Regions from separate parts of the Mus musculus genome. Here regions 1 and 3 are each linked to region 2. A link is a loop called in an ENCODE intact Hi-C map of the cell type or tissue named here. Cell type or tissue: heart. All regions are shown on one strand.

The links. Peaks named below come from ENCODE experiments on the same cell type or tissue, not always from the same donor. Only the 100,000 strongest peaks of a DNase experiment are listed, where the experiment ranks them.
Region 1: a loop joins it to region 2, with 2.4 times the contacts of the local background. A loop is called at or near these places in 7 of 42 quality-filtered maps.
Region 3: it touches region 2 in a loop (2.8-fold over the local background); 4 of 42 quality-filtered maps call a loop at or near these places.

What each region holds. Positions count from the first base shown.
Region 1 is chr1:118,623,174-118,631,173 of GRCm38, reverse strand. Tfcp2l1 (transcription factor CP2-like 1) reads right to left here and starts at 3,229. Exons shown (of 15, transcript NM_023755.2): 1 at 3,072-3,229. The coding sequence starts at 3,133. In heart, a CTCF peak has its summit at 3,326; a DNase peak (open chromatin) is centred at 3,283; H3K4me3 peaks cover 1,272 bases; H3K27ac peaks cover 927 bases; H3K27me3 peaks cover 2,022 bases.
Region 2 is chr1:118,756,039-118,764,038 of GRCm38, reverse strand. No RefSeq gene overlaps it. Among named protein-coding and RNA genes, the nearest start is that of Tfcp2l1, 130 kb to the right of the region's middle. In heart, a CTCF peak has its summit at 4,257 (motif pointing right); no DNase peak of the experiment used is centred here; H3K27ac peaks cover 664 bases.
Region 3 is chr1:118,589,859-118,597,858 of GRCm38, reverse strand. Clasp1 (CLIP associating protein 1) reads right to left here. Exons shown (of 43, transcript NM_001359328.1): 40 at 7,310-7,438. Among named protein-coding and RNA genes, the nearest start is that of Tfcp2l1, 34 kb to the left of the region's middle. In heart, no CTCF peak of the experiment used is centred here; DNase peaks (open chromatin) are centred at 4,718 and 7,868; H3K27ac peaks cover 206 bases.

The sequences.
Region 1 (8,000 bases), 130 kb after region 2:
AAACCTTGATTTCAGTTTTCTTACCCAAGTGACAAATCTAAAAGTATTCAAAAAGCTGTTTCCTTCATCTCTAAGTAATGCTCCCTACACCAAAACATTAGCCCTGGACTGGGGAGACAGCCTGTAAAGCACTTGCTTTACAGTGAGGACCTAGTTTCAATCCCAGAGGGCACGGCCTGCAAAAGCTGAGTGTGGTTAGTGTGTGCTAACTACACATCTCCCAGTGCTGGGAAGATGCGACAGGATGACCCCCCTGAGGCTCACTGGCTAGGCAGTTAATCTGCTTAACAAGTTCCAGACAGGTAGGAGCTCCAACCTCAAAACACAGTGTGTGGTAGCTGAGGAACATTATTAAAGACTAGTCTTTATAAGCAGGTGGCTCTCTGTGAGTTCCAGACCAAGCTGAGTGAGTCCCAGGACAGCTAGGGCTACATAATGAGACCCTGTCTGGGAAACACACACACACACACACACACACACACACACATCATACATACATGTACACCTCAGCCTCCAATCACCCTGTGACAGAGGAACTTGTTTTTAAACTTCTTCAAGAAGTTATCAGTACATTGCCCAGGCTAGCTTTGAACTCCCAGACTCACAGAGCTGTTCAGACTCACGGAGCTGTCCTGCTGGCTGAGTTGCTGGGACTTCAGATAGGTGTCCTTGCTAGGAACAATAAAATCCCTGAGGAGCAGAATGACCTACAGGCAGGTGAGACTTCCTTAAAGATTCTAAACTATGTTGCCACAGAAACAACTACCAAAAGATGCCCCGCCCGATCTTGATGACCCTCCTCCCATCTCCATGAATCAGATCAGCTGACCCCGCTTCACTGCACTGTCACCAGTACGATGTGTTCCCTGTACAGCATCATAAATGAGTGTCCATGAAATATAACCCAGCACACACCCCAACAGTACCTAACAGGTTCTCAGAAAGCTTGCCTTTGGGCACACCTGGGAGACATTCCCTGTGTGTATTTTTTTTTTCCTGCTATTCCTGTCTGTTGCCCAGAGTAGTATTATCAGGGCTGGCCAGTTTCACCTCCACCGGAAGCAAATCTTTCCTCTTTTCCAGCCTGGGCAGTTATTAAGGAACACAGAAAGAAGTATCATCCTGCTACCCTGAGAATTGCATAATTTCATGTTTGCCCAGACCATGTAAGTTAATAACCCAGGCACAGTTACTTTTAAATTAGAGAGAGAGAGAGAGAGAGAGAGAGAGAGAGAGAGAGAGAATTAGTTAAGAGCCATCATTCAACAGTAACTTGTTTCTGGCCTGCTGTCCTTATTTGCCAAGGAATAAAAGTCACCAGAACATCAAACAGAAAGGAGAGGGAGGGCTTAAAGGCCACCCACTATTCATTGAAATCAGATGGCTTGTAGAATTTCTAGCAGAACAAAAACTGATAATAAAAAAGGAGGGCCAGAAGTTATCAAAATGGAAGAACAAGCGTAAGGCCCAAGGTTCATCCCAGCACTACAAAAAAATAAACAAACAAAAAAACAATAAAAATTAAAAAATAATAATATGAAATTAAAATTTTAAATTCTGAAAAAGAAAAACAAGGAAAGCAAAGAAAAATATTCTTGCACTAACACAGATACACAGGGCGCAAGGAAGTCAAACTACTTGAAGGTAAAAAACAAAAACAACACCAGCTTCCAGTGGGGAGTATGGTTGGTCTTTACCCATTGCTTCCTCAAAGCACCCAAAGAAACAGTGCTGCTTTGTAGTGGCTCTCAGGCTCTCAACCTCAACGTTTGCCTTCCTCCTTTCATGCTAAGTCAAAATCTTAAAAGTATCTGAGTTGGCTCACAAAACTTCCATCTCAGGCACAGATACATAAACCACACCACGCCTCAAACAAGGATAATGTTTTATGCAACTAGATTTCAAATACTTCCGCTCAAGGTCACCTTCAACTTCATTTTTAAGATAGGATGAGATTAAATACCTAATGGCTACTCACAACAATCCAAAAGAAACCACAGGTAACCCTATAGAGTGTAATACAGTTAGCATATATTTATTCTATAGCAATTTTAACTGTGGGCTCAACACCACCACCGGGATCTGCAGTCTCATGTCCCTAGTTTGATTACCATTTTCAATGGTTTGGAGTTATTTTTTAAAAGAAAAAAAAAAAAAAACTGAAGATACACCAGTGAAACCTGGCCAACCCTCGGCTTTCTAAGAAGGGGCATGTCTTCCTAGAGGAGTTCTGAACATACATGAATCAGAAGCCAGGAAGTACAAATAACAAAGAAATCCAAAAGAGGAGACTTGGGGGGGGGGTCCAAAGAAGCACTTAAGGGTCTGTAGTTAGGGCTGACAGCCCCTGGGATGTCTTCTTGAGCCCACATCAAACACACTTTGGGTTAAGTACGGCACATATAATAAACTGTGACTAGGATGGAAATAAAGACAGGTTGAAGCTGGTTCTGGCGAGTTCAGAAAAAGAAATGCCTGCCTATTAGCCCTGCAGCCAGCTGCACCATAGCGAGGGGGATAAAAAAATCAAAGAATCCCGGAGTCACCAAAGCAATTTGGGGAGGTGAGGAAGTTCTATTTCCTAAAAGAGGGAGTTCAGAGAACTTTGCAAAATCCCGCGGGACCCTCTTCCCTTAAAGTGCGCTAGCGAAATCCCCACAGAAGAGGAGATTTCTAGGGGCCATACCAAGTTGACCCCGAGCAAGGGCAGCCACCCCCTGAAGCCCGAGCCCTCAGGGCTGCAGCGCAGACCTGCTCCCGCTATCCACCTGTGGGCCCAAGGGCCGAGAAGAGCAAAGAGCGGGCGGGGCCTGGCTTCCCGGGACACTCCAGCTCCTGATAGATGAGGCAAGTTTATTTCTCCTATTGGAGTGGGGAAGGGAGAGGAAAGGCGACGAAACCCGGCTGGGGACACAGCGAGTGGCAAGGAAACCTCGAAGAAGCAGCCCGCGGGCATCAGTGCGCCTCTTCCCCGACCATTCCCTAGGGGCCTCCCGGAGGGCCCTTCTCTGGAGGCCTGAGGTTAGTCAGCGCTCGGACCCCGATCGTAGGCAGGTGTTGCCACGTCTTACCGCAAGTAGCTGCCAGAGTTGTGCTGGTTGTAGTGTTCGGGCTGCGTGTGCCAGAACAGCATGGCTGAGGCTTCCGCAGCACCGGCCGGGGCGTGGCACCGAGCTGGACGCGGCAACCCTGGCCGCCGTCCACCTTTAAGCAGCACCCACTCGAACCTGAGTGGGCTGCGGCCGGCGCCTTTTATAGGCCGTCAGGTGGGCGTGGCATTAGGGGCGTGGTTATTGCAGGGCCGTCCCTACGGCTAGCACGGCCGGAGGGAGGCGCTGAGCCGCACCTGCCGGAGCTGTGCCTTTCTGGGAGCTGGCACTTGCTTAGCTACTGACCCTGGGGACACAGCCACTCTCGCTGTGGCCTACTGGCCTCTGAGCTTCCACGCTGAGCCCAAGGCAGTTGCTCAGGGCGAGATTGTGGCCAGGAGCACCTAAGCACTCCCCTTAACGTTTTTGTTTTTCCTCGCTCTGAACACTGACCTTATACCCTTTTTTCTCTGTTGCTTTTACTTGTCTTTAACTCCATGACTAGCTCACTGAGCATATCATACATGAAGTCACCTAGCATACACAAAGCTCTAAGCCCAGGTGTGGTACAACAGGTCTCTAATCCCTGCACTGGTAGAGGCAGGAAGATCCAAAATTCAAGGTCATCTTCTGCTGCACAGTATATAAAATAAAATAATAAAAATAAACTTAAAAGAGATGCCTGGGCCTCTTACTCAGAGCCCAGAATCAGTCCTTAGTCTGAGTCCAGATGAGCCTAGGAAGCATCAGAAAAGAAAGTTTCAGACAGGTTTGTGACAGTCCTTCTTTGACAAACTGGGCTCGTGTGACATGCAGAAGAGTTTAGGAGATGGGATGAAGTGTCCAGGTGTCAGAAACACGGGAGGCAACGGGAGGTAAGATTCTCTTTCCACTTCCTTTAATAGGGTTGTTTTTAAGTCTCTGTGTGTGGGTGGGTGGGTGGGTGGGTGTGTGTGGGAAGGACACTGTGCCTTAGTGTGTGTGCAGTGTAAACAGCTTGCAGGAGTCATTTCTTTTTCTTCTACAATGGGAGTCTGGCTATGCAACTCAGCAAGGACCTGTGCTGTGCTGCTGTGCCTGCCACCTTTCTGCTCCTTTAAGATTTTGGATGTTCTTTATAATTGGCTTTTGGAAAGTCGAGTCTGCCTGAATGTGAACAGTAGTAGGCCATGGGTAGATGGGCAAGCAGAAAGGTACACAGTTCCTAGAGGTGAACCCACAGGGTGATGTCTCAGGACCTCATTAGGCATACGTTCTGCTTAATTGAATGAGTCTATAAAGACTTCCTGGGCCTGCAAGCATAGGCACACAAGTCCCCCTTCCTTTGCTGGCTCTGCACTGTCTCCAGCCACAGGTTGCTGCTCTGTGAGAAACCCTTGGGATACTCCCTGTCTGCCTCTCCAGGGACCACCTCTGCTGCTCTTGATGCTCCTAGAGGTCACATGTGTCAGGGGTTGGGCAACATTCCTGTAGCTATCACACCCAACTCTGTGGATGTGTGACAATGCAAAGGCCATTTTAGTCCTAGAGCTCTCATGGGAGAAACTGGAAAGTGATCACCTCTTCCCTTCCCAGCTCTCCCAGATACCGATACTAAAGAATTCTGTAACCAACATCCTGAGCACTAAGTTCTCCATCAGGGACCAGAACGGGGACATGCTTTCAAAAGGAGAGCACCCTAGGATAATGTCAAGAAGCCAGCCCTTCCAGAGGCTCCTATCATTCTAGCCAGGCAAGTGGACAAGCAGAAGATGACAGAGGGAAGTGTTACTATTATGGGAACCATGTGTGTGTGGTGGTGAGACCAAGACTGCCTTTGAAACTCTCCAGGTGTGGGTGGCAGTGAAGCTAAAGCCTAGCAGAGGTGAATGTGGGAATGCCCTCAGACACACATCAAGTGCTAAGGCTTGCAGAAAGGGAATCCACAAACACAAGCACGCTCCAGGGGCTCTGCCTTCACTGCTGAGCTGTCAGCTGTGACCTGAGTGGGGGTTAATTGAGCCCAGGGTGTTTGTACCAAGTGTCTGTATTGGTCCTCACCCCTTCCCTTCCAAGTGGGCTTGTCACAGGCATAATGCTAGACAAGAATCAGTCAGATTCATAGGGTACCACGAAGACTCCCACTTTGTCCAAGCCCTAAAATAAATCTGTTGGAGAGGAACTGCTTTCTGGCATCCCATCCCCTCAGGGCTCCAGCAAAGACAAACTTCAGTGGAAACTCCTTCCAAGCTGAGGATCCCGGCCCTAAGAACCTAAAACTAGGAATAAAAAGATTTACTTTCTGGGTTTGTTAAGAGCTTTCGGGGAAGAGGAAAGTGGATTCTTTTGTCCAAGTGTGTGGCGGGTGACCACAAAACTCTCTCCGGAGGGCAAGGGCAGCCTTTTGATTCCTGCTGGGAGGATAAGGATGAATTTGAGCTTTTGACTTCTCAGTCTTTGGGAAAACAATTAGTCTAGTAAAGAGAGGACTGATATGCAGATGAACCACTTCTTTTTGGTCTCTATTTTGTAAATGTATGTGATTTGCATAGACGGGAATATCAACTTTTAAAAACAATTTTATTTGCAGCTGGGGACATAGCTTTCAGAGGACAACTTGTCTCAATTGGACTCAATTCGCTCCCTCTAGCAAGTGAATCCCAGGGATCTAGCAGGGATTGTCAGCCTTGGAGACAGGCACTCTTACCTACTGAGCCATCTCATCAGCTGTGAGCCCAGTGGCTGGAACCACCACCTCCTCCTCCTCCTCCTCCTCCTCCTCCTCCTCCTCCTCCTGTTTTTTTTTTGTTTTTTTGTTTTTTTGTTTGTTTTTGGGTTTTTTTGGTGTGTTTTTTGGGGGGGTGGGGTGCGGGGGGGGGTGGGGTGCGGGGGGTGGGGAAGGGAGGTTTCAAGACAGGGTTTCCCTGTGTAGCCCTGGATGTCCTGGAACTCACTCTGTAGACCAGGCTGTCCTCGAACGCAGAAATCCACTTGTCTCTGCCTCCCAAGTGCCTGGCGGCTGGAATCTTTTTGACACATTCTCTCACCTAAGAGCCTGGGGTTCAGGAGGTGGACACCACAGCTGTGCCTTGGGTCTAGCCTATACACCCAGGTCCCTGCCTTTTGATGACCACAGTCCCAGAGTTCTTTTCTTCACCTAGTACTGGGGGGTGGGGGGACGACTTGATCAACATGTATGTCTGCCCTGAGAATCAACCTGAGGGTCCCTCAAGAACAAAAATAAGCCTCCCATTCCTGCAGAGTCCCTAGGAGCCCCCCATTTTATCAGTTCCATGAGGGACTCCCAGTTTTCCTTGGAGGTCCATATGACTCTGAAGCCTGCACTCTTGAGAATATGGTTTGAATGGGCAAACAGGAGGTCATAGTGGCCTGGAGAGAGGAGCTGGGATTTGGCTGGAGGTAGAATGTGTAAGCATTTTTAGGGAATTATCATGAGCTCAGGGGCCAGCAGCTGTAGGGGAGTAGAGGAAGCAGTGGGCAGGGGTCCAGTTAAGCTATAATGCCTCTCAGTGGATGCCTTGGGGGACTCCAGAAACCAGATGGTAGCAGGGCACCAAGTGCCCTATCCAGGACCAGACACATCAGCTGGGCATGTTAGCACCTGCCATGTTCTCTGAACTCAAAGCCATCACTTACAGCCAAGTTGATGGAGCCTCTTGGAGCTGTTGTAGATCTTTGTAAAGGTACGTGTGTGAAGCAGAGCAAGCTTAGCCAGGGACTTCTCTTGGCTGTGTACCTCTCATCCCTTGTCCAGTTACTTTAGCAGTTGTAGCAGCGGGGTAGCTCCTCATGAGCTGACTACAATTACTTTCTGTTGCAAGGAACAGAAACCCAAAGTAAGGGCAGGCAGGCAGGCAAGATGGTTCTATCCGTGGGTCCCACATGGCAGGAAGAGGAAACTGACTCATGCAATGTATTCTCTGACTGGCACATACACATCATGTCAATAGTGCACCCGCACATATATACACAAACACACAACACATAATAAAATGTAATAAAAAAGAAACCATAAATAAGTGTAAGGGACCAGGCACACAGCACAGTTGGTAGGGTCCTTGCTGAGCTTGTACAAAGCCTTCAAGAACTCTGTAAAACCAGCCACAGTGAGTCATGACTATCATCACAGTCTCTGGAGATGAAGTTGGGAGCATCAAAAGTTCAAGGACATCCTCGGAGAGTTTGAGGCTATCCTGAAATACAAGAGACATTACCTAGAAAAAAAGAAAAGAAAGAAAGAAAGAAAGGAAGAAAGAAAGAAAGGAAGAAAGGAAGGGAGAGAGAGAGAGAAAGAAGAAAGAAAGAAAGAAAGAAAGAAAGAAAGAAAGAAAGAAAGAAAGAAAGAAAGAGAAAAGAAAAAGTATAAATGACCACCCTCTGCACAAAGGGCCACTGACCACCTGAAATATAACTCGTCTGAACTGAGACATTCTAGGAGTGTGAAGTACACACTAATTTCCAAGACTTGTGTGAATAGGCGAGGCTATAGTTCAATTGTATAGTATGAGTTTAGAATGCACAAGGCCCCGAGTCCATCCCCAGCCTGACCAAAAAAGAAAAAAAAAATCAAAACAAAAATCTGTGCCATAACCTGTTAATGACTCACATACTAACAAATAAGAGATAATTGCTTTTGGAAACAGGGTCTCATGTAACCTGGGCTTAAGTAGCCGAGGATCATCTAGAACTTTTGACCCTCCTGCTTCTACCTCCCACTGGATCACACAGCTGCCACCACTAGGTTTATATGGGCTTCATGCATACTAGATTGGTACTATACCAGCATCAGCAGCCCCAGAGCCCCTCATCCTTACAGGGCAGCCATGCCCCCCTTGAACAAATAGTTCTGGGTGGAGTTGGCCACTTGCACTTTGGCACAGTGTTTTCTTGCCAGGGCCAAACAAGAAGCCT
Region 2 (8,000 bases):
GTTGAGAAAATGCTTTTTTTTTCCATTTTTTATTAGGTATTTAGCTCATTTACATTTCCAATGCTATACCAAAAGTCCCCCATACCCACCCACCCCCACTCCCCTACCCCCCCCTCCCCCTTTTTGGCCCTGGCGTTCCCCTGTACTGGGGCATATAAAGTTTGCGTGTCCAATGGGCCTCTCTTTCCAGTGATGGCCGACTAGGCCATCTTTTGATACATATGCAGCTAGAGTCAAGAGCTCCGGGGTACTGGTTAGTTCATAATGTTGTTCCACCTATAGGGTTGCAGTTCCCTTTAGCTCCTTGGGTACTTTCTCTAGCTCCTCCATTGGGAGCCCTGTGATCCATCCATTAGCTGACTGTGAGCATCCACTTCTGTGTTTGCTAGGCCCCGGCATAGTCTCACAAGAGACAGCTACATCTGGGTCCTTTCGATAAAATCTTGCTAGTATATGCAATGGTGTCAGCGTTTGGATGCTGATTATGGGGTGGATCCCTGGATATGGCAGTCTCTACATGGTCCATCCTTTCATCTCAGCTCCAAACTTTGTCTTTGTAACTCCTTCCATGGGTGTTTTGTTCCCAATTCTAAGGAGGGGCATAGTGTCCACACTTCAGTCTTCATTCTTCTTGAGTTTCATGTGTTTAGCAAATTGTATCTTATATCTTGGGTATCCTAGGATTGGGGCTAATATCCACTTATCAGTGAGTACATATTGTGTGAGTTCCTTTGTGAATGTGTTACCTCACTCAGGATGATGCCCTCCAGGTCCATCCATTTGCCTAGGAATTTCATAAATTCGTTCTTTTTAATAGCTGAGTAGTACTCCATTGTGTAGATGTACCACATTTTCTGTATCCATTCCTTTGTGGAGGGGCATCTGGGTTCTTTCCAGCTTCTGGCTATTATAAATAAGGCTGCTATGAACATAGTGGAGCATGTGTCCTTCTTACCAGTTGGGGCATCTTCTGGATATATGCCCAGGAGAGGTATTGCTGGATCCTCCAGTAGTTCTATGTCCAATTTTCTGAGGAACCGCCAGACTGATTTCCAGAGAGAAAATGCTCTTAGGCCAACCAGTGGGTATTTTCTTAAATAGTGGCTGATTGGGAGAGTCCTGCCCAATGTGATTGGTGTCACCCCTGGGCCCATCGTCCTGGGTGATATGAAAAGCCAGGCTGGGGTGGAGGGAGATTGCTCACTGGTTAGGTACTCACTGTTCCTCTGGAAGGCCTGAGTTGGACTCCCTCAAAGGAGTTGGACTCCCTCAAAAGAGCCACTCTGCTCATGGCCTCTGTGCCAGCTCCTGCCTCCACGTTTCTTTCTTGCTTTTTGTCTGGCTCCCTCAGTGATGGGCTGTGATGCAGAAGTACAAAATCAACTCCCTAAGTTGATTTTGGTCATAGTATCTTATTATAGCAAGAGAAGCTGAGACACATGGCTATGATAACATACCAGATCAAAGCAACTTGAGAGCAGAAAGGCTTGTGTTGGCTCACAGGTCACGGGCACACCCTGCCATGGTGGGAGGCCATGGCAGCAGGAGCATGAGGCAGGTGCCCACACCAAAGTCACAGTCAGGAAGCAGAGAGATGGATGCTGGTGCTCAGCTCACTGTCTCCTATTTATTCAGTCCATGGATGCAGGCTGTGGAATGGTGCTGCCATAACTAAGGGTGAGTCTTCCCTCTCCAGTCAAACCATTTTGAAAACACTATCATTTCTCTCTCATTCATATATATATATATATATATATATATATGTGTGTGTGTGTGTGTGTGTGTATATATATATATATATATATATATATATACACACACACACACACACACACACACACAGGTCTGTTTCCATGATCACAGGACTGTTCACAGAATGACCAGGTAAGTGACATAAAGCCAGACCCTGAGCCCTGCAAGGGCTGGAGTTGATGGCTAAGGTCAGTTATGGGGGAATTAATGGAGCCCAGATGGTGAACCCAATAAAACTCATTAAGGCTCAGGTGTTTTCTTACTCGTCAGGACTGTGGGGAACTCCAAGCCTGTAACGGATGTAACAGTACTGGTCTTCACCAAAAGGTGACTCAGAAGGTGCCTGTTGCTAAGCCTGACAACCTAAGTTCAACACCCAGGACCCACACGGTCGAAGAAAAGAATGGACTGCCAGGGTTATCCTCTGCCCTCCACACTTGTACTTTGGCATGAGCTCTCATACACGCACACACACCTACATACACACACATACACAACTACACATGTACACATGTACACACAAGTAAATAAATGTTAAATTAAAAACAGAAACGCTAGCCTTGGGACCCTGACTCTGCCATTGGTATTAGAAGTGAGACTGGCTTCTCACATGGGCTGTGTTCTCCTTGGACCTTTCTGTCCCTTTATTCCCTTCTAATTTAACCTTAACAACTGATTAAACTCTTTGTGGGTATATTTAAACACTTAATATAAAGTCAGGACTTTCATTTATATATTAGGCATACTAAAATAAAATAAGCCTGATTAGAAATACCCAGACATGTTGGGCATAGTGGCACATGCCCTTAATCCCAGCACTTGGCAGGCAGAGGCCAGCCAATCTCTGAGAATTCAGCGTCAGCTTGGGCTACATAGTGAGTTGCAGGACAGTCAGAGCTACATAGTGAGGGTCTGTCTTGAAAAAGAAGAAGAAAGGGGGGGAAGGAGGAGGAGAATGAGAAAAGAAATATCTAGACCTGTTGCTTAAAATAAAATAGACATTATTGGCAATAGCCACCTTAGGCAAGGTGGCATCTGCCTTCAATCTCAGCACCTGGGGGGCAGAGACAGGTGAAATTCTGTAAGTGGATGCTAGCCTGGCCTACACAATGAGTCCCAACCACAGCTATATAATCCCCAAAAGAAAGGAAGAAAAGGGAGGGAGAGAGAGATAGAGAGACAGCGAGAAGTAGAGAGAGATAGACAGAGAGACAGAGACTACCTGAATGTATATAAGACAGAGGGAAACCAATTTTCGAAAGCCAAATGTAGGAAGAGCCCAAAGCCCAGTGGCAAATGACATCTGAAGCTATTGGCTACCCTGGAAGCATCTGGAGTTATCTGGAACCTATAGTCACTGGCTTTAAGTCCCACAGAAGAGAGAAGTTGGGATCAGTGGAGGCAGTCTAGAAAGAACTTGCTATGGGTGGTGGTTTGGATGAGAAGTTTCTCCCATAGCTTTATGTGTTAGAATACTTGGGCGTCAGCTGGTGGTGCCATTTGGGAAAGTTGCAGAACCTTTAAGAGGCCGGTCACTGGAGGCGGGCTTACAGCCTGCTGTCTACTTTGTGTTTGCAGTTGAAGATGTGATCTCTCAGCTCTGTGCTCCAGCCGCCATCCTGCTGCTTGCTTCAGTGCTTCTCATCACGATGGACCCTCTCCTTCTGGAACCGTGAGTCGATCCCATCCTTTATAAGTGGGTGTGGTCGTGGTGTTTCTTCACAGCACTAGGAAAGTTACTGATAAACTCTGAAAGCAGGAGGAGCGGGGTTCAGTCCCCGGCAACTGCATGAAAAGCTGGGTTTGGGGGTCTTGAGAGCAGTGATTAAAAGCTGGCTGCTCTTGCAAATAACCCAGTTCAGTTCCCAGCATAGGGGTATCAGGCAGCTCACAACTCCAGTTCCAGGAGATCTAGTGCCCTCTCTGGCTTCCACAGAAACATGTATGTATGTGGTATACACATAAGGTCATGAAACTACACACACACACACACACACACACACACACACACAATTAAATAGATATAACTTTTAAAGTGTTTTAAAGGCTTTACTTTTTAAAAAGTCAGATGTGGTGACATGCACATGCAATCTCATTGTCTGATGTGGCAGCCCACCTATCTATCCCACAGCTCAGAAGACGAAGACAAGATCCCCAGAGCAAGCTGGAGAGTTCGATGTGCTGAATTGGCAAACTCTGGGACCGTGAAGGACCCTGCCTCATATGTAAAGTGAAGAACCATCAAGGAAGATATCTAACCTCAACCTCTGCTTGCTACTGACACAGGCTGACAAGTACCTGCAAACACACGTACACAAGCAAACGTGGAACACAGACACACATACACACACACACATCATACACTCATAGAGAGATGCATAAGAAATCCACATCAACCGTAACACCACCATGTGTGTTGTCTTAACAGATGCTCTTGGTACTGTGTAGGAGAAGCAACTGTGGAAATTCCTACAGCTTTCCTTTTGTCCTCTTACACATAGAACTTGTCTTGCCAGCAGGTGGCAGTAGATGGCCAGAAATGAGGTAGGTGCAAGGAGATTTCAGTTTTGAGAGGTGAGTCTCCCAGGGTAACTGTTCACTTGGATCTCTGCAGCAGCCTGACGGTTTGATACTCTCGACTTTGTTACTCTTGTAACAAAGTAACAATATGCCGTTGGTGGGCACAGAGGCATCATCAGGGTTTGTCCTGTCTGACCTAGGAGTAGGGTTGATCACAAAATGAGACCTTAGGAGCAGATGTTTCCTGCTCATCTCTGTGGTTCCAGATCATCACTGGGAAAGGGAGGGTGCCTCGTGGGGCAGATGGCTTCCATGTGTTCACCACCTGGAAACAGGGGAAGCAGCTGTAGTATTAATGAGGTCTGGGGGTGGGGTGATGGACTCCCGAGGGAGTCAGCTTGGGGCTGGGTGGTGCAAACCTGTAGCCCTCAGCCTTCAGATCCATCCAATGAGATTTTAATGTTGTCAGTATTATTAATTACTATTGTGTACATGATGTGTGTGTGAGGAGGGTGGGGGTTGTATGCCGTGGTAGTAGGTGGGTATGCACATGTGTACAGACAGATCAGAGGACAGCTTGTGTAGCTTGCTCTCCCAAATCACTTTTACAGGCTGAGACATCTCTCTGGCGCTCTATCCAATATTTCTAAATTCCCTGAAAATTATACAGATTTATAATAGATTGCATTATGACATTCTCATACAAATATGGACTGAATTTCACATCAATTAAGAAAATCAAGAGACACGCCCCCCTCCCCAACGCTCCCACAGGCCAACCAGATCTACACAATCTCTCGCTGATATGTTCTTCCCAGGGGGACTCTAGGTTGTGCCAACTAAACTAAACCACCATACAGACAAACTTGTGGGCATTCCACAGAGAATATCCAGACCAGGTAAGAGGCAGGAGAATACTCTGCATGTCAGTGGTACTGTCAGGTGGACTGATGCGCCTGGTCAGGTGTACAGGAGGAAGTCAGCTTAGCATCATCTCCTTCTGCTTCCCGACGCTGGCTGCAGTGTGACCAGCCACTTCCTTTCCATGGCCGACTGCATCTGTGTACTGGGAGCCAGAAGAAACCTTTTATCCTTTAAGTTGCCTTTGTCAGGTTCCTGTCACAGAAACCAGTTCAGTGACCTTCAGGACCAACTTCCTGTTGCCACCCTCCCACCAGGAACTAGAGAACACTGGGACCTCATGCAACGTCTCCCAGAACCCCTGGCTCATGAGCAGCTGTGGACACTTCTGAAAGTTCCTATTCCCATTACAGGGGCTGGCTGGGAGTCTTTCTGGAAAGCTCCTGGAGAATCTTGATGTTGAGTAGATGTTCGGGTAAGCGCTCTCTGGGGAGAAGACAAAGGGAGAAAGGGATTCTCAGCCCAGGGAGACTGACATCCACACTATAAAACAGGGCGAGGAGAGAAGTCTCGGTGAGCCCAGAAGGCAAGAGGATTCACTGGCTGTATGTTGGCAGTCATTCTCCTGCTTCAGTCCTTGGTTCTTTTGGCTGTCACCTGCCACACTTCTCTATTACATCATCTCCTAGTCTGAGAGGAGACCCAGCAAGCCTTGCTCCAAGGACTCTGTGAATCACTGTGGTCAGCTCGATTGCCTGGGGCCTTTTGTTCCTCTCCTAAAGTTGATGCTTAGAGTCAGCAGAGCCACGGCCACTTCTCCATGTCCTAATAATCCTCAGACCTGTGACTTTACAGTAAAGTAATAATAGCTGCTGTCTCCAATCTGACATCATGGCAAAAGGACATTGGTAACAATGACAACATCACATGCAAAAACCATACAGTTGACTTAAAGACAAACAGCCAAGAGACAACTCAGTAGTGAGCCCTGTGAACTCTTGCCACAGTCTGAGTACAGCTCTCAGACTCAACAGAGACACTTCCTTGTATAGTAGATGATAGTTAACAGGCACCCACACTGGTTAAAGTGCAGAGACTAAGTGTTAGCGGAGTGCTCTACCACAAACAGGACTTCTCTGTCACAGCTCTATCCCCCAAGTTTCAGGGACCATCACTAAAGAAGGGACAGAAAGATTATTACATAGAGCCATTCCAGTAGGAATGGGGTGAAGTAGTGTCTTCTGGACACGACAGGACCACTACACTTAAGAACTCCCAGCAGCTGTGGCTACCTGTGTAAGACCTACCTAAGACCAAGCCAGTCAGCATTCCATCATGGACAGGGAGGGGCTCGGGAGCCCCAGGCCTTAGCTGAGGAGCAATTGACAGTTGATGGCTTTGAGAAGATAAAGACAGTTTGCTTTAAAGGTGTGGCCCCTGGAATGTTGACCATGCTCCAGTGAATTAGTCCACGGGGAGCACAAATTCAAGGAGGAAGAGGAAGAAGAGGAGGAGGAGGAGGAGGAGGAGGAGGAGGAGGAGGAGGAGGAGGAGTGATGGCTCAAAGCTGGAGGGGATGAGGGGGTGGATCTGGGAGGAGTTAGCTGAAGAAGGATGAATATGATCAAAATAAATTGTATGCATGTATGAAACCCTCAATAACAAAATATTACATTTTAGAAAACAAAAACCCTGTGATCTGAGTATAGAGTTCCCGTGGTAGAGTGCTGCCTAGCATGTATGTGGCCCTAGGTTCAATCCCAGCATTGTTTAAACCAAGTGTGATGCTGCACACCTGCAGTCCTAGTACACAGCAGGTGGGGGCAGGAGGGTTTCAAGGTCATCATCAAGTACACAGCAAGTTCAAGGTTAGCCTGGGCTCCGTGGGAACATACACACATATGCATCTTGTCGGAAAAGGAAGAGTTTGGCCAGGGACCCTAAACCAGGTGGATCAACTGCTCGTGGACAGGTTTGAGGGAAGGGACAAACCTGTCCCTTGCTTAGCTTGCATAAACGCGTGCACATCTCATCTCCTGATGCTGAGACCTGCCCTCTGAGCTCAGAGGTAGGACTGCTCTGTGGTCCCTGTTGGGCCTCAGATGGCAGAGGGGAACATTCCTACGAGCTTAAAAGGCTTGAGAACTGGGTTGCACCCAACTGTCCTGGGGCCCTCTGTTGGCCTTGTCCTAAAGGGAGGTTCCAGGCGAACAATTCAGGAATGAGGGGGGAATTCCCAAGTTTCCTCCTCCACAAGTACGGAAAGCCCGAGGGAGACGATTAGAGTAAGAAATGCAAGTGAGACCACACAAGCACCCAGGGCATCTGTCACAGTGGAGCAGGGCGTTCTGCTCTCTCTATGGGGCCAGGTTTTTATAACTGGGATAATAACTGGGGCTAGGATGAGGGTAGGGAGCACAGGCTAGGGTGCCCTTCCCCCACTTCAGTAGCAGCCAGCCAGCTTAGCCCCTGGATTTGAGGAAACCCTGGCCAGGGTTTGCTCTGGGGGAGACTACAGCTCTGAGGGAAGTGATTTGAAAATCAAATGGGCTTGCTGGAACATTCCATTCCTGAGCGGAGCAGTTTCCAGCACTTAAATGAGCTGTGCGAGCATAATGGCCTTGGGAGCCAGGTTATCTCGGGGCCTTTGCAGGGATCTGCCTAACATTCCCCTGGTACCCTAGGGAGATGACAGGGCCAGCAAGATGGCTCAGAAGGTAATGGCATTGTTGCCATGCCTAAGAACCTCAGTCCAATTCTTAGGTCCCAGAGAGGGTCAGTTCCCACAAGTTGTCCTCTGACATCCACATGCACACCAAAGCAAGACTGAGACCACACAGCACACACACACACACTATCACATCCAC
Region 3 (8,000 bases), 170 kb after region 2:
CAATGATGGCTAGAACCCAAGAGCACCTCCCAGGCACCTGAAGCTTAGCTCCTGGATTATTTGGAAGCTAAAGACATGCTGATGCCACCTTCTGGAACTTGCCAGAAAGGTGTCAACAAATACAGAAGACAAGGAGTCTTGGTGTCCAGTAGAATAACAAGGGAGCTGGGTGTGGTCACATATGTCTTTAATCCCAGCACTCCTAGAGGCAGAGGCAGGCAAATTTTTCTGAGTTTCAGGCTAGCCTGCTCTACAACAGGGAATTCCAGGTCAGCAAGGGTACACAGAGAAACCTTGTCTATAATAATAATCAGCAACAACAAACTATAATGGAAGAGTAATGTCCCAAAACAGCACAGCCAGGAGCTAGGACTTAGAGTAGAAATGGGAGAGACTAGGAAAGCTCTGGCTCCCGAGGCTGCTCTGGCCTGGTTCTGTTCCCTCAGTCAGCAGATGCTGAGGTAAACTCTTCTCATGTCTGTGGTTGTTGTTCCCATCAGGAAAATTATAAGAAGAACTGGATGGAGAGTTGTTTTGGTTTATAAAATCTTATCACTCATCTGAACCTGATAAGCATTTTTCTCTGAAAAAAAAAAAGCCCACCTACAGAGAGGGGCTTCAAAACTCCTCAGAAGGGAAGCACAAGAGCTGTGCACTCCTGACCAGTGAGTGGGCTTACTGTCAAGCTTGAGGGCCCGTGCTTACTCCCTGGTATCCACTTGGGAGAGAGAACTGTTTCCTACATGGTCCTCCGAGCTCTGTGGAGTCACTGCCGCATGCATGCCACCCCCCACCCCACCCCCCACCCACACAAGAGACTGACCTACTCATTGGGTAGATTGGGGATGGCAGGGGCAAATGGTGAGGAGTGGGAGGGGCTCTAGGAGGGTGGTGGGGTGGGGAGTGGCAGATATAGGCCCAACCCTATAGAGGGGCTGAGCTATGGAGTAATCTCGCATTCCTAAGTCCACTGTCCATCTCTAAAAAAAAAATCACAGTGCTTTCCAGTCCAATGCTGATGCTGGCCTAGCCACAGAACGCACACACACAACAGACTGAAAGCAGGCAGCACCCCAGGGATACAAGTCATTTTTACAATAATTTATATAGAGGTTTTTTTTTTAAAGTTGAATTTAAATGGCCTCTTAGATCTAGTCAATGAAATGCAGTTAAATTACATTTACTTTATTGTGTTGTGTGTCATACACAAAGTAAGTAAATAAATGTAATAACTTTTCTTCTATTTTAAGTTAGCATACTTTCTTCAACAGGAGAAGGTAAAGGGGACATAGCCACCTCACCTCACCAATATGGATACCACAGGGAAGGACACCTGTAACACCCCTAGACATCAGGAAGCCTCAGAGACATGTCCAGCATAGCCTGTGAGCACTGTGCAAATCTATCTCCTGCCTCCAAGGTAAAGCTCTGCCATCCAAAGCAGCTGCCTTCCAGAGCTGCTTAAGGCCAGGAGTCAGCTAAGGGGCAGGTGGCATGGCTCTCAGGGGTCAGCTTACCAGTACAGACTTATTCTGCCCTTCAACAGCAGCAGCGGGAGCGGTAGTACCATCCACAGGAAGGACACTGGGCTTGGCCCACTAGGATGGCAACTGCACTGGCTCCCTGACTTGGTGAGCCCCTGCATTCCCCTGCAGTGGGCTTCAGCCTGGGTACCTTCTATACCCGCCCATCCCACTCCCTGTTGCACCGGCTCTCAGCCAGTTTTCTCTCTCCTGTTCACCTTGCTGTCCTGGCTGTCTACCCTGATATTTCCAGCAGTTCTTAGTGCTCCTTGCTAGGAACCATACAGTGATCTTTGCTGTAATGAACTCACACACTACAGACTTGAAGGCTGTCCTGTCCTCCTCCCACCTGGCTCACGTCAGTGACAAAACAGTCATTAGAGGAGTCTGTATCCTAGCAGTTGCTGTCTCAACAACTAGGAACCACACAATGATGCTATCTAGGCTTCTGATTTTGTCTGTTTATTAAAAAAGCAAGAATTTCCAAAGGAAACAGGGCTTCTGGTCAAATCCTAAGATTGGGCCCAGGGAAACTAGAGCTTTAGCATGTGTGAGGATTTAGGTTTGTTACTCAGTAGCCACATAATATTGAGGCTATTATCCTGGAACTAGAAGACACACAGATAACCCTCTACTCTGGTAGCCTGGGGCGACCAGATAAGAAGAAAGCAAGGTCCACAGAGGTGTAATGACTTGTAGGTTCCTGGGTTGCTCTGCTGCCAGGAGGGTGCAGAGGGTCATTCCTGAACACAGGCTGTGGAGACAGGGCCGGCTGGGAATTTTAATTGGCACCTGAAGAGGATACCTTATCAGGAACAAGCTTACTCTGACCACAGTTATCTGTTCCAAGGACTGATCACACATACCCTACTGCTCAGGGTGGCCAGACAGCCAGTACCAGGAAGCTCCCCTTTCTGTTGTCAAGCAACTTTGGTCTGTCTCATTTTGCTTCTCTGACTCCTTGAAGTCATAAAATATAAAATTTAACTGGAAAAGAGTTAAAAACAAAACCTCTAGAGAAAAAAGTTATTAATTAGCTAAGAAATCAATTTCCTCAAATAAGTCATGCCATCTAAAACTGGATTCTGATGTCCTAGACACCAACATTTATGGTTTGCAACTAGAAATGTTTGGTGGCATTACTGTGACATGACTATTTTTTTTAATTTCTTGTCTCTCTGCCCTCTCTTGTGGGCACATGCCATGGTGCCATGATGTGTGGAAGTCCAAGGACAAGTTAGTTCTCTCCTTCCTCCACGTGAGTCCAGGATACTAACCCGAAGCTGGCAGACTGTAGGGAGAGCCTTGGTCCCGTATATACTTTTTAAAGAAGCAGGGTCATGTTATTTTGCCTAGGCTGGCCTTGAATTTTGGGGCTCAAGTGATCCCCAACTCCTGGCAACTGGGATTGCATGTATGAACCACTCTGCCTAGCCAACATTTTACTCTGTAAGTATGTAAATAGAATCAAACACTGACTAATGTGAACCCCCCCACCCCCACCCCCAACAAAATAAAATAAAATGATTGGCCAGTTCCAGCTTCCAGAACTAGAGCTGGGGCTGGCCCTTGGGAGACAAAGCCTACCTGGCTATATATAGAAACTGCCAAGTTTATACCTGCACTCACAAACAGCCCTGTATATGTGGGCTGTATGTGAGTGGACCCTGGGGGAAGGAGGGAACAGCGGGCTCTACTGAGACTCTGGTTTCCAGTCTTCTCATACCTCACACAGCCTCAGACGCATGCCCTGCTGCCAGTTCTCTGATCAAAGGAGAGATTCTCTATCAGCCCTAACTCTCTCAGTGTAAAGATGTAAAAGAAGAAGAGAGTTCACATGAATGAAGTTATCACAAAGGCCACGATATCAAGCTTAGCCCTTTAAGATGTTTGCTGAATGAAAACCCAACACAACACACAGAAACTTCATGAGTGCTACAGATGTGAAATGCAACATTATCTACTAAACAGACAGTGAGGTCCTGGCAGACTCACTTCCTCAGATTGGAACTATGAAAGGACTATGTCTATGATGACAAATACCAGCTTTCAAAAACAAAGCTTTTGGCTGGGGTCTAAGGCTACCTGTCAGTCTCTGCAGTTTGCCATCTGTGGACTGTTACTGCCCGCGGGCAACGTTTTCAATGGGTCAGAAACATGTTCTGCGTGCACTGCTCTTTTGGAAAGAATTTACAACAGCTGACTTTGGCTCATGGATAAGGAAACCAGCCATCTTGCCACCAGTCCCACCTTTCCAATTTTGAATAATAGCTTTTTAAAACTCTTAAATTTTTTTCCGCACATGAGTGTTTTGCCTGCATGCGCCATATGCATGCAGTGCTCTCAGAAAGCCAGGGGAGGCCACTTCTGCAACTGGAACTACTCATGGTTGTGTGGATGCTGAGAAAGTTTTTAACTGCTGAGCCATCTCCCCAGCACTGCCCCCTTAAACTATTTCTCTCCCCCCCACCCTCTGCCTACCCTACACACCCAGATGTGTATTTGTAGGTATATATGTGTGTGTGTGTGTGTGTGTGTGTGTGTGTGTGTGTGTGTGTGTGAATTCCTGCCCGTGTGTGTCACAGTGAACCTGAGGAACTCAAGAGGGCAACTTTCAGGCCTCATTCCTGTCTCCTACCTTGTTTGCACCAGGGTTTCTCCTATACTTTGCGGTTGTGTAAGATAACCTCACTGGCTTGTGAGCTTACAGAGATTCTCCTGTCTCTGTCTCCAGTCTTGCCATAGGGGCACTGGGAGCACACGCATGTGATTAACCCTGCTTCACTGAGGTCCTCATGCAGTGAGGGTCCACTGATTCTTTGGTCCTCTAGAAACTTTTAAGATGTATTTCAGTTTCCAAATGTCGGGTTTCTAGAAGTCAGAGTCAGTCAGGGAAGATGGCTGGTGTTCTGGTGAGATTCTGTCTCAAAATAAAAGAGGAACAATACTTGAAGAACATCCAAGGGTGACTTCTTGCCTCCACATGCACACATACACACGTACAAATACACATACATAAGTACACACACACACACACACACACACACACACACACACACACACACACACACGAAAGAAAGACTTGAAGAATTTTCAAACTCCAAATCTAAATGTACAGGGGCCAGAGCTGCTCCTGACCATGTGACAGCCAGAGGTTGCAGGAGGAAGCGGCAAGGGCATAGTCAAGGTGAGCCCAGACATGCAAAGCAGAGGGCCTGCCAACACAGCACCTCAGAACACTGTGTCCCGTTGGCATCCTCAGGTCACTGTGATGATAGTACGGGACCTCTGGTTACAAGACTCCCATGCTGACAGAGTACTGAGAAATATGTGAAGCAGGAGACTTTTTCACTCTTTTCCTGGGCTATATAAGAGAATCTCATATTTTCTAAAGTATTATTCAAGAAAAAAAGTAGTAAACTTTAAATTATATTTAAGAGTACACTGTAAAGGTTTTTACTATTGGGATGCCCAGCTTACACAGACAGGTTCCAGCTGGACAGTAAGTGCTCAAATATCACCTTAGCTTAGCTAACTAGAAATTTCACAATAATAAAAACTGTGTGTGTGGTATTTTGTCTGCACATACGTATGTGCACCATGCCATGCCTAGTGCCCTCAGAGGTCAAAAGAGGATGTGAGATCCCCTAGGACAGGAATGACAGATGGTTGTGAGCTGCTGTACTGGTGCTGGGAATCCAGGCTGAGTCTTGTGGATAAGCAGCCGGTTCTCTGACATAGAGGCATCTCTCTGGCCTCCTTCCTTCATTTTAATCTCATGCCAAGCTTGTATTTTGTCAGGTATGTCTAACCTTCTGACATTTCCATATTTAATTCTGTTATCTACAAAATGCATACTTGAGAGCTACACAATTGAATTTTTTGTTTTTAAAGTGGGAGTCCAGAGGTAAAGGTGAAGCTTGCTGAAGCTTGCTGGTCTGAGACTGGTCTGACTACTGGATTCTACATGATGGAAGGAAAGAACTGATTTCCAGTAAACTGTCTTCTATCCCCCATTGTGCACACATACATATGTGCATACATAAGACAAAGTATAATAACAAAAATCACAGAGAATAAGAGACACAGAGAAAGATACATAGACACATACACACACAGACAGAGGTAGGGGAGGAGAGGGGGAGAGGGAGAACAAGAAGGGGAGAGGAGAGGGAGAGGGAAAAGGAGACGGAGGGGGGAGAGGGAGGGGAAAGGGGGAGGGAGAGAGGGAGAGGGAAAAGGGGGAGGGGAGAGGGAAAAGGGGGAGGGGAGGGAGAAAGGGAGGGAGGGAGGGAGGGAGGGAGAGAGAGAGAGAGAGAGAGAGAGAGAGAGAGCGCGAGCTAGCTAGCTATCTAGTGTGTTGGATTTCATTTATGGCCACCCTGAGGTTCAAACTGCTTGTTGGACATACCTGAATCCTAGATATAAAACAGTACCAATTTCACTTCAATATTTCATCATTGACTCTCACTAAGGACACGTTATTTAAAAAACAAAGTTGGTGCAAGATAGCTTGTCCCACAAGAGACCCAAGACCTAGTCCATACCTACGCTGCTATGAACTACTGGGCAGGCTTTTTTTGGTCCTTCCTTCCCTATCTAGGAACAATGAAGTTGATTATATTTAGCCTGTCTGGTCTTCACATGTTCAAGGAGTTGCTGTAAGTGGAAAGCCTTCTGTTCAAACATGAGTGTCACCATCATGCCACCAGGCCAGATTTTAGAGACCCAGTCACTCGTTGGAAATGGTCCTAGAGTCTATGTGCTCTGTGCTGTATGAATCTAGCGGGGAGAAACAGAGTCCCTTCCTCCAATGACAATCTGAGGAGGTCAAAGCAGTAACTGCCCAAGCAGCCAAAACCATGGCCAGGAGAAACACTACCCTTAGGGTGTCATTCTCTGTAGATGGAAGAACTGCTCTACTCATAAGCCCTTATCCATAAGCACATCACACAAGTGGCCATGGCTCAGTGAGGTCATACCCACTTGCTATCTTGAGTTTGCTGCAGTTCTAAATCTACCATCTGGTTTCCAGAGTACCTGCTGTTACTAGACTTGTTCATGCATATGTGCATGCATGCTGGTCAATCTCTGGTGCCACTGCTCTGCAGCTGTCCATCTTTTTCCTCTTATTTTTTTCCTTTTCCCCTACTCCCATCTTGTCCATCCATCCTTCCTTCTTCTTTCCTGCCCTCCCTGTCCTTCCCTCTCTCTCTCTCTTTCTCTCTCTTTCTCTCTCTCTCTCTCTCTCTCTCCTCCCTCCCTCCCTCTCTCCCCCTCCCTCCCTCCCTTTGAGATAGGGTCTCATTTGCTCGGTTTGCTCAGTAGGCTAGCAATCCTATGGATATGCTTGTTTCTTCCTATCTAGTACAGTTGTCACTGGCTTTTTAATGTGGGTTCTGGAAATCAATTAGGTCTTCATGCTTTCATAGCAGGGACTTCACTAAGTAAGTAAACCATGTCTCCAACCCTGGAGTCACGTTTTGAGGACAGCTCCTTACATTCTGTACACCCCTAACCTCTCCAGAGTAGGGAGCCACAGAGGTTCAACATGTCAGCAAGCTACTGGCCAGTGACTGCAGAGGTGCTGGGACCTGGGAACCGCAGGTGGATTTTGTGAGCATTTTAGGTGTGTGGTTTCTCAGCTCTAATGTCAGCAGTAGGAATTTTACTCAAACAACCCAGACCAAGTTAAAAGGAAAAGACTCATAAGCATGAAATTTCATTTTGGGTCCTGCATTCTTCCACCCAGTTCTGTTGGCACTTGGCCACCAGGGCTAGCTCACCTCCTTGTGGGAGTCTTTGTGGGCTTCCAGAGTCTTCATGATCGTCAGTTCTGCATAGTTTTTGAATCTTGCTGGCTGGTTTCTCAGAATTTCCCGTAAAACTCTCAGTGCCAGAGCTCGAATGGAATGCTAGGTGTGAGAGGAAAAGAAATGTCACTTAATAGTGGCCCACAGCATGCAAGAGCCCCTCTACATGGACCACAAGTCTACTCAACATGGGCTTGCTGGACAGTCAACTCCAAGAGAGCAGGCACTGATGCATGGTGACATCTTCAGGACCCAGCATCTGGAGAGGCTGGCATGGGTTTCTCTAGAATGAGCCCCATACAGCAGATCAAGTGAAGATGGAACATCTAGTTCATGGTCAGTCCCTGTCCTTTCTAGACTTCCTGAAGCTTGGGTTCCTGAGTCATTCTTATGTAAAACAAGCACAGGGATGAGCCCAAAGCACCTGATCCTTTCATGGACAGGTCTGCCAAGCTGTGAGCTCTCTGAGGTCAGCTGGAGAACCGTGTTTGTTCCTGACCTTCTGGGTGATGAGGTCACCCATACAACAGGCTTCAAGCTCTTCAGTCATGTGTCTGGAGGAAAGCCATTTCAAACAGACGCCTAATCTCAAGAAGAGAGCAGAGTTTACTGCAAACAGAGCCAAGAAGCACATCCTGATTCCTTGTCACTCAACTGTGCACTG